Regions from separate parts of the Homo sapiens genome. Here region 1 is linked to region 2. The links are chromatin loops, found by intact Hi-C in ENCODE. Cell type or tissue: endothelial cell of umbilical vein. All regions are shown on one strand.

Region 1 (8,000 bases), 270 kb after region 2:
TTTTCACAACTAAGTTAAATCCTAAACTAATTTACTCATAGGAGTTAAGAAATTATTTTTCTTTACATACCTTTCAGAGTTGTAAGGATTAGAAAAGTAGGTAAAGTACCCAGCACACAGACAAGCTCAATAAAGTTATAGCTATTATAATGGGAGCTGGAAGGATAAAAGTTGTAAAAAGAAATAAAAGTTTGAGTGATATTACAGTGAATAAGATAAGTATGTGATTCTTGTATATGCAATATTCTATTTACGAGCATGTTAGAAAAGGGATGGGCTACTTTTATTTATCATAAGGAAAGAAATGCTGTATTCATAGGGATGGTGATATGGTTAGGCTTTGTGTCTCTACTCAAATCTCACCTTGAATTGTAATCCCCATAATTTTCAGGTGTTGAGGGAGGAACCAGGTGGAGGCAATTGAATCATGGGGGTGGTTTCCTCCGTGCTGTTCTCGTGATAGTGAGTGAGTTCTCATGAGATCTGATGGTTTTATAACCGTCTGGCATTCCCGCTGCTGCCTTGTGAAGAAGGTAGCTGCTTCTGCTTTGCCTTCCGCCATGACTGTAAGTTTCATGAAGCCTCCCCAGGCACGCAGAACTGTGAGTAAATTAAACCTCTTTTCTTTATTAATTACCCATTCTTGGGTATTTCTTTTTAGCAGCATGAGAACGGACTAATACAGACAGGAACCATACAAATGTGAAAGGTAGAAGTATGGGTCATGAACTCCTAAATGAGACTAGATGGCGTCCTGTACCACCTCGCATCTGCCCACTATTGCGAAGCGTCTGACTGTGATTATTCAGTAACGCCAAAGGGTCCACATTTCTCCAGAGGTGAATTAAGTCTATGATCGGATGTTCCTAGGACAGGTTGCAGTCTTTGAAAGATATTTTTGTACTCATGTTCTGGTGGATTAAAAAATTTTTTCCCCCAAAATCCATTATTTCAGATTCAGACGTCATATCTATGGGGCATATCTTCCCCCCGAGGATAAGGAAAAAGGAGAAAAGATAGCCAGAGGTACAGTTATTGGTGTTCACCTTCTCATCCAAATATCAGGTTCCCGCTGGCAGGAGGAAGAAGGCTTGGGAGTGTGCAGGCACCTGCCTTTGGGAGTGTTTCAAGTCATTTCTTTGTGGGGGATGTAGCACTGTAAGGTGGAAAAGCAGAACAATTTGTATCAAGCCAGACCTGAATTTGAATCCTGTCACAGCTCATAATAATTGCCGCCTCAGCCGAGCTGCTTGATAACTTTGGCTTTAGTTTCAGTTGCATAATGGGGACAACATTACCTATATTTAAAAATTATAATCTGTAAAACAGAGATCATATAAAAGTACCATATACTAAAGTATGTTCTGGAGATCACTGGACTCCAGGAGATGTAAATCTGTGCTCAACAACTGAAATCTCTATGGTCAAATAAATGTGGGGAAAGCTACTTTACTAAACCCCCTTCTTGGAGGTTCACAGCATACACACTGGCAAATACATTAATAGTTCCCGGAAATTCTGCAGTAAAAAACGAAACCTAGTTAACAGTTAAACATATCACTTTATTTGTTTGGGAAAGACTTGTTTTTTCTTGGATTATCTAATTACATCCCACAGAACATTTTTACCTTAATATGGTTTGGGAAACCTTGGGCTCATACAGCACATGGAACGTGACAGATTTCGACAAAGGATAGCTATTATCTGTGGATTTATAAATGTGTAGCTGGAGGATAACCAAGGATAGAAGGGGCGTCTTTAGTCCGATATAAAGCTAATAATTAAGACGGAAAGTTCCTGTAGGGAACAAGGCTAACGTAATTAGGTCAAGTTAATTTATGTGGCTATTTTCTTTTTGTCTGTTTATAGTGAAGTAAATCAATACTGGAAGTGTAAGAGTTTGAATATATATTTTGGACTCACATAAATGGCCTTTGACAAATTACATACATACTCACAGGCACACACATCCTTCTTAAGTTAAAGACAATATAAGGTATTCTCTGTATTGATTAATTTTAATATAGGCTTGTTTAAGAACTCACTTGAAGCTTATTAAGTAATGCCTTTAGTTCTTTAATGATGAGTTCTTCTTCCTGTTTTTAGGAGAATGGTTATCAGTTTTCGAATTAAGAGTGGGGGCTGGGTTGATACTCACTTCCACAGTTTATCAGCCACGTGGCCTTGAGCAAGTTATTTAATATCTCTAATCTCAGTTTTCTTATCTGATACCTACTTCAGAACTTTATTGAAAAGATTAAATAAGTTAATCCACATATTTACTATAGCAGTTGGCACACGGTAAGAAGGAAATAAGTTTTAGTTATTAACTGTAATACAAATATTTCTATTTAGATATGCAACTAAGCTGGGCACGGTGGCTCACGCCTATAATCCCAGCACTTTGGGAGGCCGAGGCGGGCAGATCATGAGGTCAGGAGTTTGAGACCAGCGTGACCAACACGGTGAAACCCTGTCTCTACTAAAAATACAAAAATTAATGGGGCGTGGTGACACATGCCTGTAATCCCAGCTACTCAGGAGGCTGAGGCAGGAGAACTGCTTGAATCCAGGAGGCAGAGGTTGCGGTGAGCTGAAATTATGCTACTACACTCCAGCCTGGGTGACAGAGAGAGACTCTGTCTCAAAAAAAAAAAATGCAACTGAAATATTTATTTATCAAAAACCGAATCTACTCGGCTGAGAGTTATTCTAAATGCAGTGCAAATCATTTAACTCTTATTGAGGTTAAATTAACTTACCCAGAATGACACATACTTAGGGAAGAGAAGGGACCACTATGTTCCTTCTTATGTAAGACAAGATTGCTGATTTAAAAAAAGGAGAAATGCAGTGACTCCTCAATTTCCAGCGTAAAATGAATGTTTTTATCCCATTCCTTCTGTTCAAGTCTTGAAATACAAAGACTTTGCTATCTTAGGTTATAAGATCAGTGATAGCATTACCTTTCTTTACCACCTATTCACTTCAGTGGGTGAAGTTTCACTCACTGATGTTAACAACTAAGAGATTTGTCATTATAGATCTATGATTTTGATGAATCTTTAGTTTCAAGCATATTATGGTTGTTGTTATGACATTCTGAAGGTAAGTTTAGTTTTTTTCTATCCCCATTCTTCACATCAGTGACATGTATTCTTGAAACGAGTATTTCATTCCTCTAGTCATTGTCTATTGTGTTTACAAACTTAACTGCACATTTTCAAGTTTTTCTATTTTCCATGTACTTATGTATCTTTGCTTGTGGTACATAGAATTGTGGAGATGTATACACTGTGTCTTCCACTTTGTGGGAAAATTCCAGATACTTTTTTCCAAGAAAACAGTTTTTTGTAGATTTCTGATTGTTCCAATTTCACAGTGCCTTTAAAAAAGCTTTGATTTCAGAGACACATCTTAGACTGAGGAGATGCCTGCTTTGTAGTCAGATAGATCTGATTTGAGATTCAGGTTCTTTATTTCTCTTTATAGCTGTGAGATTTTGTGCAAATAATTAACCTTTCTAAGCTTCTGTTTTCTTCTGGAGTTCTGAGAATTCAATAAGACAACACACAAAAAGCACTTAGCATGTGTCAGGCACATAGTATGTGTTCAGAAAACATGGGTGATTATGTTATATTAATAACAATAAAACACAAATCTTTTTCTTTGTACATAAAACCTATTCAGATAGATTCCTTGCTTTCCTTTCATGTGAGTACTGCATAGAACACTTTGATGATAGCAACATTATTTTTCCGTAAGATTTTTTTAATGGTTTTTATTTAGCTTTGCTTTTGAAAAGGTGTTAATTCTCTTTCTGACCTGTAAGTTGTTTCCATAATACCACAAGCAAATCAGATATAGCCACAAATTTTTAATCAGAACATTTATTGAGCATAATCCACCTAGTCATCCAGAAAAGTAATTTGTGCTTCTAAGTCTTTGCTTAGTAATTTATTTGTATACAGAGGCTTCTGAGCAAACAAATGTTTCACTTTAATGTTATATAGCCCTTGTCATATATACATCTATCGTGTGTGCATGTGCGTGTGTGTGTGTGTATGCATTTTATTGTCTTTCTGCTCAAAATTTATAAGGCAATTACAAAATATTTTCTGTCAATTTAAGCTTCATACACTGCCCCCTGCAGGAATAACAAGAATCATGACTGTTTATTGAGCCCTGTTAGGTGCCAAGCAGTGTGCTAGTTGTAATTCACAAATTATCTTAATTCTCATATCTTACAGCCCCCGTTTTACAGATGAGAAAATGGTCGTTCAGTGTTTACAAAATTTAAGGAGGTCTCCACAATTTATAATTACCAGAACCAGAACATAAATCTGCATTCTTGTGTCCACAGCCTGTGCTGTCTTCACTGCACTGCTCTGTGACCACTGCTGCCTCTGTTAAAACGTTTCTGCTCATTCAGAATGTACATGCCAAACACCCTGGGATGACTCTGTTCAATGGTCCCCGAGTTTGAACATATTAAAAGTTTGCTAGTAATATTTAACATGTTTGTCTTTGAATATCACACAGCCATAAAAGATTGTTGAAAAACTAAATTGACAAGTGATAAATGCAGTCTGATAAAAGATAGATGTAATTGGTTGATTACGAGGGAAAAGTGATTCCAGTGAAGTAGCAAAACTCACAGCCTTTCCATAACTAAAACATTAAAACAACAGCAGATTTCTCTCTATGCATTAACACAGTATAGGGGAATAGTTGTATCCCATTCTTTGCCATTAAGTTCTCCCTAAATTAATTCCTAGAGAAATTATAGGCAAATAGCACCTTCCCTGCAGCACTTTTTTAATGCAGTAAGATAAGGATTAAGAAACCCTGTGGCCCAGTAAGAAACCTATTTTGTAGTCTCTTTGTACTGATAAAATTTCTTCTGGCACTGAACTCCCACTGTCAAAAATACTACAACATTTTACTAGTTTGCAAAAGATGAAAATGTTACCAGATGTTAAATTCAAGGAGCAAGTTAACAACTTCTGTTTTCAAATGGGTAGGTTTCCATCTTAAAAAGAAATAAAAAGGGACTCCATTCACCAGCCACAGTATAAAAAAGTCAAGTCATTTCTGACTTGAATTTTATAATTATTTAGTCTCACAGGATTGAGCTTTTGAATAATGAGATGTGCGCTAATTACCTTAATTCCCAGTAGGCTTTATAAATGCCTTCTTTTGAACCAGAAAGGTTTGAGTTTCCAGAACAAAGTAATTAAATAACTTTCACTCAGCAACATTATGGCCATAGATAGCACATGCCTTAATGCAGGAAATCTTACCATTATTCATGTGTTATGTATCTTTTGCTCTTCCATGATGATGTCTCTCCCACCCTGACCTGGCTCCTTAGCATAAAAGGTTTATTGAAATGAAAGCATTTCAGAGGTCATTTTCTCACCTGACTCGTTAATCAGGGCTGGCATTTTTATTTAGTCCAGCTATACTCCACGTGAGAAAGATTAGTAGATCAGCAGCCACACAGAAAATGTGAGAAAAGAATAGGAGAAATGAATACACTTATCAAGTGAGTGTAGGCCTGTGTTTTTATTAGTCTTTTGATGGATCGCACTGGATACTTGGGGGAAACACACATGTGGTATTTTTCATCTGTATCCCAGAAGGATTTTTCAATGTTTCACCTTAGGTTCTTCAAAGAATAACTCTTTGATTCAGTAATAGCTATAGAAACCTTCTCCTTTGATATCCAAGGGTGGTGTGGAACTCTTCTTTTGATTAAGAAGCGCTCAGGCAATTGAAGAACATTACAATAGATGAAATAGGGAGAGGTTGTCAATCATCTTACATTAAGTCAGGCCTATACTAAAGACAAAATTGAGTTAAGTGTGAAAAAATATTTGATGCTACATATTCAAATATACAGAGTGATTTTTATTCACCCTGTGCAATTCATCCTTTCCCTGTTCTTCCTTTATGCTAATTTCAATCCTCATTCTAAACAGTTGGTAGAGACAATATCAAAATTATGAGAGATGAACTCAATATTTTAACATCAGATTGGCAAATTGATAGTTGTTGCTTGAATACGGCATGTATGCTTTTGTTGTAAGTCCTGAAAACTTTAGTTTCAGGGATCCATCTTTCTGTGTCCATTAGACTGTCTGTGGTTTTCCGAACACTTGTCCCTTATTACTTGAGATGGGACAGTGAAAATGTATTGTTGAAGATGTTCCAGTACTCCATATGGGAATTCAAATAAAGACCGGTTAGTTTGCAAGTATGATTTCGGGATTCTTTAAAATTAACATAGGATACTATTTCAATTACAGATGCTACCTGAAATATTAACAATGTTGATGCAGCTCTACTAGCAATAGATACAAGCTTATGTAAAAAATACCCTGTAACCAGGAAGCAATATGTTGATTTTTAAAAAAAACTATATTGGAACAGAGAAGTTAAAGCTGCAATTATGCAACACCACTGATGCAATGATTTTCAAATCAAATATGGGTTTTATGCCAGTGATTCTACATGCAGACCTGTGCACTTCTCTGCTGAACTCCAGACCCTCTACTACTGTGTCACGATTGTCTCCTCCTGCCCTTCTTCCCTTCCTTTTCTCCCTCTTCCTCCCTCTTCTCTCCTTCCTGCTTTCTGCTTCTCTCTTCTTTCTTTCTTGCTTTCTTCTCTAAATAAAAACTGAACTCTTAGTTTGTACCCATAATTATGCTATGGGATATAAAACAATAAATAAGGCATTCCTGGAATTTGAAACCTAAAGGGGAGCCATGTTAAAGTTGATTTTGTCCATACATATACATTATAATAGGTATAAGTGGCAGACACAATTTTCCCACAGAAACCTGATCCTTTTGTTTTCTTTTTCTCTCCATTATTGGAACTCCCATCCGTCAAATCACACAAACATGAAATCCAGGAGTTCTAGGCTCTTTCCTCTCTCCTTAAACATCCAGTCTCTAAACTAGTTAAGTCAATTATACCACCTTAATGAGTGTTTGGTCAGTTTTTTTTTCTGTTTATTTCCCCTGCTCCTATCTGTAGGCTGTCATTATTCTTTCATCCATATTTCAATAATTATAAAACTAGCCTCTCTTTCTTCAGTGTGTCTTTCTCCAGTACAACCTTCATATTCATTTTTCATTATCAAATACATACTGAGTGCCTATTAGTGCCAGACACTGTGCTGGAATTCTTTTCAACACACATATCTTATACTGTCTCCCCTTTTCCCAAGCTTATAAACTTTTGATGGGTTGTCATAGCCTTTGGAATAAATGTCAGACTCTGAAGCATGGTATATACAGTCCTTCAACACAGGCTTCAACTTCTTCTTTTTCTTCTTATTTTTCTTTTAGTTTTTTTTTCTACCTCTCACTAGTCAGCCTTTACCACAATTTCTTACCATATCAAACCTTTTCATTACTCTGAATCTTTTCAAATACTGGCTCCTGTGATTCTCACCTATTCTTCAATTGACAAATTTCTCCTTATTCTTTAAGACCTAATTTTAACTCTTCCATCCTCATTGAAGCTTATCCTGACTTTTCCACCATGTTTATACCTCTGTTTTTCACTCTTATGTTTACCATCATTAATGTCACTTGCATTAGATACTGGGCTCTTTGAGTCCAGAGATCGTGCCTCATTTATTCTTGGGTCCCAATGTCTATGTCATTACTACTGCATACTAGATGCCCGTAAAAAACCGAACACATGGCTCAGTGACTTAATTAACCAACATTTAGCTTGTTTTCATTTATCAAACAATCAATTGTCAAATGTTCCTTCACAAGATGACAGTTTAACTGGTAAAAGATATTATTTTATTATTGATTTTAAAATAAATACCTTATGAAAGTAGAAACATAGAATCAGTGCCACACATAAACTGTTAGGTTATGGAAGTTTATCAGGGGAGACTTTTTTTTTTTTTTTTTTTTTTTGTCCCTTCTATCCTAGTTGGAAGGGATTAAGCTGTTAGTGAACATCTGATG
Region 2 (8,000 bases):
TAGCTGATGTCCCATTAGATACAGTGCCCTTGTGCAGTACAGAACCTGAGCAATCATACATGGCAGACTTGTCCCAGCCTCATGAAGAAAATCTGTCAGTGCCTGAGATTTTCCAGCACTGCATGGCAGGTGAGCTAAATTTGACCTCTTTGTCAAGTCCTTCTTCATTGTGGCATAATTTTGCATGACTGAAAAAGACACAGTATTGCCAATATTATGCACTGCCAACTGTGTATATGCAGGACTTTGGGAACACAATGGCCACAGGACTTTGGGAACACAATGGCCATTGTCTGGCAAATTTTAACTTCAGTCATTCTAGTCTACGGCCATACCACCCTGAACACGCCCGATCTTGTCATTTTAGCCTGAAAAGTTGAAAGGTGTTTTTGCCTGTTTTGAGGGAATCTCTTCCCATTCTTTGGCCATTTGTGAGAAAGTTAACTAGAGGGCGTTTGGAGCAGAAGAAAAGTCTGCTCTTTGCTTTGGTGTTTCATGGAGACCAAGGTTCAAACACTGACCCTCTGCACATAATTATGGTCTCAGCGGATGGCTTTCTCTTTTCCTCATTAGAGGTCAGTGGTATGGGCAGACAGAATGATATGCAAGAGGACCTGTGCTGGGTGAGGGCCCTGCTTAGGAGGAAATGAATTGACTGTGAAGGGAGCTGCCCAGGTCAATTTTCTACCAATGTAACAGTTTGTTGGACACATACTTGTTGCATATAATTTGTTGATCATATATTGCTCAAATTAGATATTACATATATTTATATAAAATATATGTACACTTTGAGAAATATAAAGCAAGAAGGTGTTATTACATTAATTTATGACATACCAGGCCAGGAAAAAAAAATTAGGTATCAGACCAATGGTTCTCATTCCCAGCTGTGCATTAAAATCACCTACACATTAAAGGTAGAGATTCCTAGGTCTTATTCCAGAGATGTTGAATCAAACGTCTGATATTGTGCCAAGGAGTCTGTATATTTTTAAAACTATAGGGGTGATGCTGACAGACATCCAGGTTACTGGATTTTTCTATTTTTCCCCCAGTATGATTCATCCAACTCTCTTTTATCCTGAAGCACAGAATAGGCCTACCTCTAAAAGCAAGCATTAAAAAAAATTGTCGGCCGGGCTCGGTGGCTCACGTCTGTAATCCCAGTACTTTCGGAGGCTTAGGTAGGTGGATCACGAGGTCAGGAGTTCAAGACCAGACTGGACAAGACGGTGAAACCCCGTCTCTACTAAAAATACAAAAATTAGCCGGCTGTGGTGGTGGGCACCTGTAATCCCAGCTACTCAGGAGGCTGAGGCAGAGAATTGCTTGAACCTGGGAGGTGGAGGTTGCAGTGATCCAAGATTGCGCCACTGCACTCCAGCCTGGGCAACAGAGAGAGACTCCACCTCAAAAAGAAAAAGAAAAATTGCCAAAGGTCTACCATGTACATGGCATTGTCAGCAGTATTATAGAAAATAAAAATATGAATAAGATCCAGTTTTTAAGGAGCTTAGAATCTAGCAGGGAAGAGAAAAGATAACCTGAAAATGGTAAGGCTATGGGTGAAATCATCACATTACATGTTCCATTCACAAGAAGTCTGAGGTGTTTCTCCAGCTCTTGGTTGTTTTACTCAGTATAGTGTTATTGGGCTTTCTAGCTGACATTCCGAGATAAAGAAGCAAGTGAATTATTACATGCTAGTTAAGGAAATTCAGCACAATGATCCTTTGTCTTACAGAAAATGTAGGAATACTTTTTGCCTTATATTAATATAAATAGAGAGCTGTACTTCAGAATTTAAGATTCCATTGGGGCTTAATATGCACCCTTTTATTATTGTTGTGGATATATTGTCTACGTTTATTTAAAAAATAAACATGCTGCTTTCTGAATTGATCTGTAATTTATAAGGACATCATTATAATTACAAATATGGTATTATTATTCTGCATTCATTGTGTTAGAAGGGTAGCTTAATGCTTATAATTCCTTCCCTATTTTTCCACAACTGATTTATCACTTGTCTGACCCAACTTCCCTCCACTCCATTGTTCTGCTCTCTCCGTACATCCCACTTCACAGAGGAATGTTAATAATGGAATATGTTATTTACCTTTTCATTTACATGCTTCCAAGCTGCCATTCTCTGTAATTAATCACTGCCATAAATATTCTCATGTATGTGCTTTATATATATACTCTTACTGGGTCACTGAACTAATAAAACAGCTTATTCTAAGCATTGTTGCAAATCACAGCCTATAGTTAGTAAAATGCATAAGGTAAGGATAGATTTGCAAGATATTTTGAGTCAGGTGAAAATGATGAAATCTTTTGTTTCTCAAATAATACATGTATTATTAGTATTATTAGGGTTATTATTAGTAGCAGTAGTACTATTAGTACTATTAGGATTATTAGTACTATTAAAAGTAGCCACTATATGTTATGTTTAATACCTACTATTGTTTTCACAGCTTTTAAATATTTATAAAATAAAATAGTTCTAAAAGAAAATTGAAGATTTTGTGGCTTCTTCTCCATATAAGGAAGTGGGTATGATATTACCTCCAAGTAAAAAATTTTACCTGGCCTTGGATCTTTTACTAATGTCAAATAACCTATCAGATATTAATCCATTAAGAGAGCTGTACTTTGAACATTTTATGTGAGTTATCTTCCCTCTAACTGCTTTTCTTTTCATCTGCAGAGCAGATCAATTTCTCAAAACGTGTTGGGCTATAAAGTAAATATATTTTTATTGTCTCTTTGGGGAGAGTTGAATTTAGGGAGCAACCATATAGATGGGGACCCTCTAATCCTTTTTTCTCTCATGAGTTTAATGGCACTTACCGTGATATGTGCAAGAGTTTATTTTCTTCCATTTAGGATGAAAGAACTACCTGTATGATATTCAGGATACAATCCAGGTCCCAAAATGCCAACATTAGAGCAAGGGTGTAGTAAAAAATCTGTATCAGAGTAAAGTCATCAGATCAGTATAAGAAATATGGGTATCAGAATTTGAGGCTAAGCAAAAGTGACAGAAAAAGTGGTACCAGAAACACAACTTGCTTGAGCGACATTAGCTCATCCATTCATTCATTCACTTATTCATTCATTTAACACATATTTATGGATCACCTACACTGTGCAAGGTGCTTCCCTTCATGAAACTTTAATTGGGGGTATGTAGGACATGGTGGTAGAGGTAGACAACACTCAATCATTGTATTAGTCTGTTCTCACACTGCTATAAAGATACTACCCAAGACAGTAATTTATGAAAGAAAGAAGTTTAATTGACTCACAGTTTTGCATGGCTGGAGAGAACTCAGGAAACTTACAATCATGGCAGAAGGCAAACAAGAAGCAAGTACCTTCTTCATAAGGTGGCTGGAAAGAGAAAGAGTGAAAAAGAAACTGCCAAACACTTATAAAACCATTAGATCTCGTGAGAACTCACTCACTACCAAGAGGACAGCATGTGAGAAACCACCTCCATGATCCAATCACTTCCCACCAGATCCCTCCCTCAACACATGAGGATTATGGGGATTACAATTCAAGATGAGATTTGGGTGGGGACACAGAGCCAAACCCTATCAATCATATATCTTTTTATTTGATTAGAAATGTGATAGGAATAGTAGATAGTACATGGTGCTATATAAAATAGGAACGTAGGAGTTAAGAGAAGGCTGCCTTGAGGAAGCAACAACTAAGATAAACTTGAAGGGTAAACAGGAATTATTAGAACAAAATGCCCAAAAGCATGTGGTCTGGGTCACTTTCCAGCTGGAATCAGTACAACAGGAGGCCAGAGAGTAGGGAGGCATGGAAGGTTAGGTTAACACAGGACAGTGCAGAGTTCAAAGTCTTGGAAATCCAATAGGCAAAATTCAAATCCCTGGCTCACCTTTGTACTAGCCTCTCTGAGCCTTTGTTTCTTTAACTCTCATAAATAAATAATACATAGTAAAATACATACTGAATAATATCTACCTATCAATGGTGTTGGGAGAATTAATTTCACAATTTTTCTACTACTAAGTTATGATTTCATCCACATACCAAGCCACTAATAATCCAGAACTCCTTAGGGCTATTTTTGGAGTTTTTAATGACTTATGCCTTAGTGCTGAAATTGTGGTATTAATTTCCTGTGTAATCGGGACTTTCATTAATAATGTCCATATGAATTCCATAGCACTTTTGATTTTAATCTAAGCTTCATAATCTGGAAAATATTTATCTCCTGCATTTTAGGAAATAATCAAATATGAAAACAGAAGTGTTTTGGAAGAAATGAATTGACTTTGTCACTAGGGGGAGACCTACCCAGGTTTTGAAACTTGCCCCAACTTTCAGAGTGGAGAGAATTTTTTTCTGAGAAGTGATGGTGTAGGAAAAGGCACTGAAAAACTTAGCAGTCCTAGCAGGAGGACTGGAGAGGTTCTCTCTCTCTTTTTCTTTTAGTGGCTTTTCACTGTGTTGTACGTGGTGGAGAATAAACTTTAGGGGATGCGATTAACAACATGCCCAAATGCTGAGGCAGTCAGCATGTTTGAATAAATGGTTTGAACATGGTTCTCTAGGCTGAATTTCTGGCAGTGTAGAGGCTTGGAAGCATCACGCAGGGGCAAGACTTCAGAGGGGAACCAGGCAAAAGAGAACTGAGTGGCCTGACCTGGCAGCCATCTGAGAGGGTATGTAAGCTTGATAAGCACCATATTTTCTCAGTGAACTTTTCAGTAACCATAGTCTGTGTGTATGCATATAAGTACTTTTTTCCACTGCACATTTTTCTAAGTACATTCCTCTGTAATCTTGAATCATAAGTGCTTCTGAAGGAGTAGGAGTAGTTTATCTTGACCATTCTGTAGAAGGAAAAAGTCTAGGAATTGTAGGAGGGGAAATAGCTCTCAAAGGAAATGCTCTACAAATTAATTACCTGAGGAACTAACTCACAGAGGGGTGCACTGACACAGGCTGTTACAATTATATTCAGTTAATTATACTTTATCAAAAAGAGATTCAAGCATTAGAATTTTGTTAATAGCAAATGATTTATCTTCTTAGTTCTCTTCAATCTATCAGTACATATATTTTATTTTATAGAGGATACTTGGAATGAAACTATAGACTTTTATTTTAAAAATTAAGAATTAATATAAACATGAAGTTAATATAATTGGTCACAAGGCTGTTTTTAAAAATTGTTTCAAGTATACAGTGGATATTAAATGATTCTAATTATATAATTTATAAACATCATTATAAGAGGTTAAACCTCTTACCAAGTGTGAATTTATATTTAACAAGTTGGCTATTGCCTTACTAAGCATACTTTCTTAATATGAGTTCCATTAATATAAACGTCAGAAGATTCAAATTTCATTAGGTATGGTTGAATTAGGTATCTCTAGAAAACTAATAGAAATACCTTAAAATAGTATTTATTTCTGATTATAAAGATGAATGTATAGTAGTGAAATTTAAAATCATCTATAATCTCTTTACTCAGTGAGAAACACTATTGACATGTTGAGTTATTTTATTCTAGCCTTTATTCCACACAATTTTATTACAAAAATTAAATCATGCTATATACATATTTCAAATTTTGATAATTTCTTTTTCCCAAATAACAATGCTGTGTTGTCTCCATAATCTTTCCATTCTACAAATGAAATATATTTTAATGCTCTCCTTTTAAGCACAAAAGCACTATCTACTGTTTTTTAAACAACATATTTATTTAACCTTTTCTCTTGTCATTAGAAGTCTTCATAAATATCATTTTAAAGGTTACAAGATACTTTATGAGATAGATGAATCACAATTCATTCTACAGTTTTATTATTAGATATTTAGTTGTTTCCAATAAATAACCCTGATGAATGTCTCTATTTATAAAATTTTAGCCACATTTCACTGTATTTAATAAGGATCTCTCGCATTGAAACAAAAAACTCTCTTTGACTTTAGCAAGATCAGATTATTGTATTTTTAGGTAAAAACTATAAACCACAAATAGTAGAACTACTAAAAGTGTAAGAATTATGCTGATATAATAATGATATCTTTGAATATTAAATAACTCATCTCAGGGATTCAATATAGATGTTAGAAGTCCCACAAAATTCTACCACCTCAGTGATTAGGAGTGTCTTCATATTTAGGGATATATAATATAGAATAATTATTGCTCTCACTTAAAAGTACTTATATTGTGCTAAGCACACTGCTAAGTGTTTTCATTGACATGTGCTCTTTTAATCATTAAAGTAACCATATGAGATGTATATTTTATTATTACTTAATAAATAATGCCTACTGCACATGGCTGTTATAAGGAGCAAATGAGCTAATACACTTATGAAATTTATCAATACACATAAATATGTATCATTTAACTTTAAATGCAAGTAATGCATAGGAAAACATCTGGATGAATATTGCTAATGAAGATTACTGCTGGAGTGAGAAGGGAGGTGAGAAGGAGGGAAACAGGCATGGTGGTATAAGTCAAAGTAGACTTTAGCTTTATCAGTAATATTAATTTTTTCCCAAGAAGAATGTAATTATATATTACTTATTCAAATAAAATTAATTTAAAAAGACATAACTCTGCAATTTACAAGAGAATACTTTTAATTATTAAGTCTTGTCAACCATATTTTAATGATTTGCAGTTCATTACCTCGTTGATAGAGTTGGGGAAAAAGGATGGCAGTAGAAAAATTTAATGCCAAAATTGCAGGAGCCCCTGAAAATTAGTCTCTAAGAAATATGAAGAAAATGAGTCCAAATGGATACTATATATCAAGGGCAAAATAATGTTCTTTCCAACACATTTTACATTCAACTTTTATAGACATTTGTATAAGATTTTATCTTTTCTGTAGTATAAGTTTATTTTTAGGTTATTGCCTGTAACTCCAACAGTATATATTGAGCACTCATGCTGTTCCAGAGACTGTTCTAGTGAATAAAACAAAGCCCTGCTTTCACTGAAGTTGGAGAGAGACACAATAAATGAATAAACAAATATGCGCGTGTTAGGTTGAGATAAGCTGAAAAGAAAAGTAAGCAGGATAAAAAAAATTGAGAAAGGTGAGCTGGGATAAGGTGGAGAGGTGTGGGGGTGAGCTGCTTGAAATTCAGTGGTCAAGAAGACCCCTCCGAAGAGGAGACAGTCGAGCAGTGGCCTGAATGAAGTGAGGGCATGAGCCCTGGGAATATCTGAGTAAGAATGTTCTGGACAGAGGGAATGGTGACTGCCATGGTCCTTAGGCCAGAAGCATTCATGACACTTTGTAGAATGGCAAGGAAGCCAGCCTGACTGGAGTTGAGTGAGCAAAGGGGTGAGCCTGAGAGGAAGCCAGAGGCAAAATAACAGAGGAGGCCATAGTGAGAACCAGAGTCAGCCCTTCAGTGGCTCCCTCACTGTAGTTGTGTTTTCTGGCAGCATATGCTAAGATTGAGCTTGAGGGTGCAAGATATTTATCAGGGGTCAATATCAATGAAAGGAAGGAGGAAGAAGTAGGATTGAGTAAAGGAAGAACCCAAAGCAGGCTTTACCAAATTTCAGTAGATCCATCAAGAAGCTTATGCTCTGTCCTTGTTCAGTCACCAGCTCTGTGGGACCCTCCTCCGTGGGAGAGGTAACTCTACTTAACCTATGCACACCTTGAAGGAATTGGTAGCTGGCAGCTCTGTTGTGACAGCCCTTCTTGCAGCTGGGCAGCAAGGTTTTTCTTGAAGGGAGATATGAATGGTGCATCTCTGTTCTACCATATTAGGAAATTTATTAGTGTATATGCTATAGGAGCAGGTTAGAATTTAAAAAATATATATAAATATTGAAACTTCTTTGATAAAGGCCAGTGGTCATTCTTGATTAATATAGAACCCTAGTAAAATAAGAATTGATTGATATTTTCTTAGTTTGATAAAACTATGTATCTCAAACTAAAATCCAGGGC

What was found. Peaks named below come from ENCODE experiments on the same cell type or tissue, not always from the same donor. Only the 100,000 strongest peaks of a DNase experiment are listed, where the experiment ranks them.
Region 1: a loop joins it to region 2, with 5 times the contacts of the local background. A loop is called at or near these places in 63 of 110 quality-filtered maps.

Annotation. Positions count from the first base shown.
Region 1 is chr1:198,355,079-198,363,078 of GRCh38, forward strand. No RefSeq gene overlaps it. Among named protein-coding and RNA genes, the nearest start is that of ATP6V1G3, 180 kb to the right of the region's middle. In endothelial cell of umbilical vein, a CTCF peak has its summit at 4,160 (motif pointing left); no DNase peak of the experiment used is centred here.
Region 2 is chr1:198,084,180-198,092,179 of GRCh38, forward strand. No RefSeq gene overlaps it. Among named protein-coding and RNA genes, the nearest start is that of NEK7, 69 kb to the right of the region's middle. In endothelial cell of umbilical vein, CTCF peaks have their summits at 4,352 (motif pointing right) and 4,552; DNase peaks (open chromatin) are centred at 1,692, 2,092, 4,382 and 4,672; H3K27ac peaks cover 356 bases.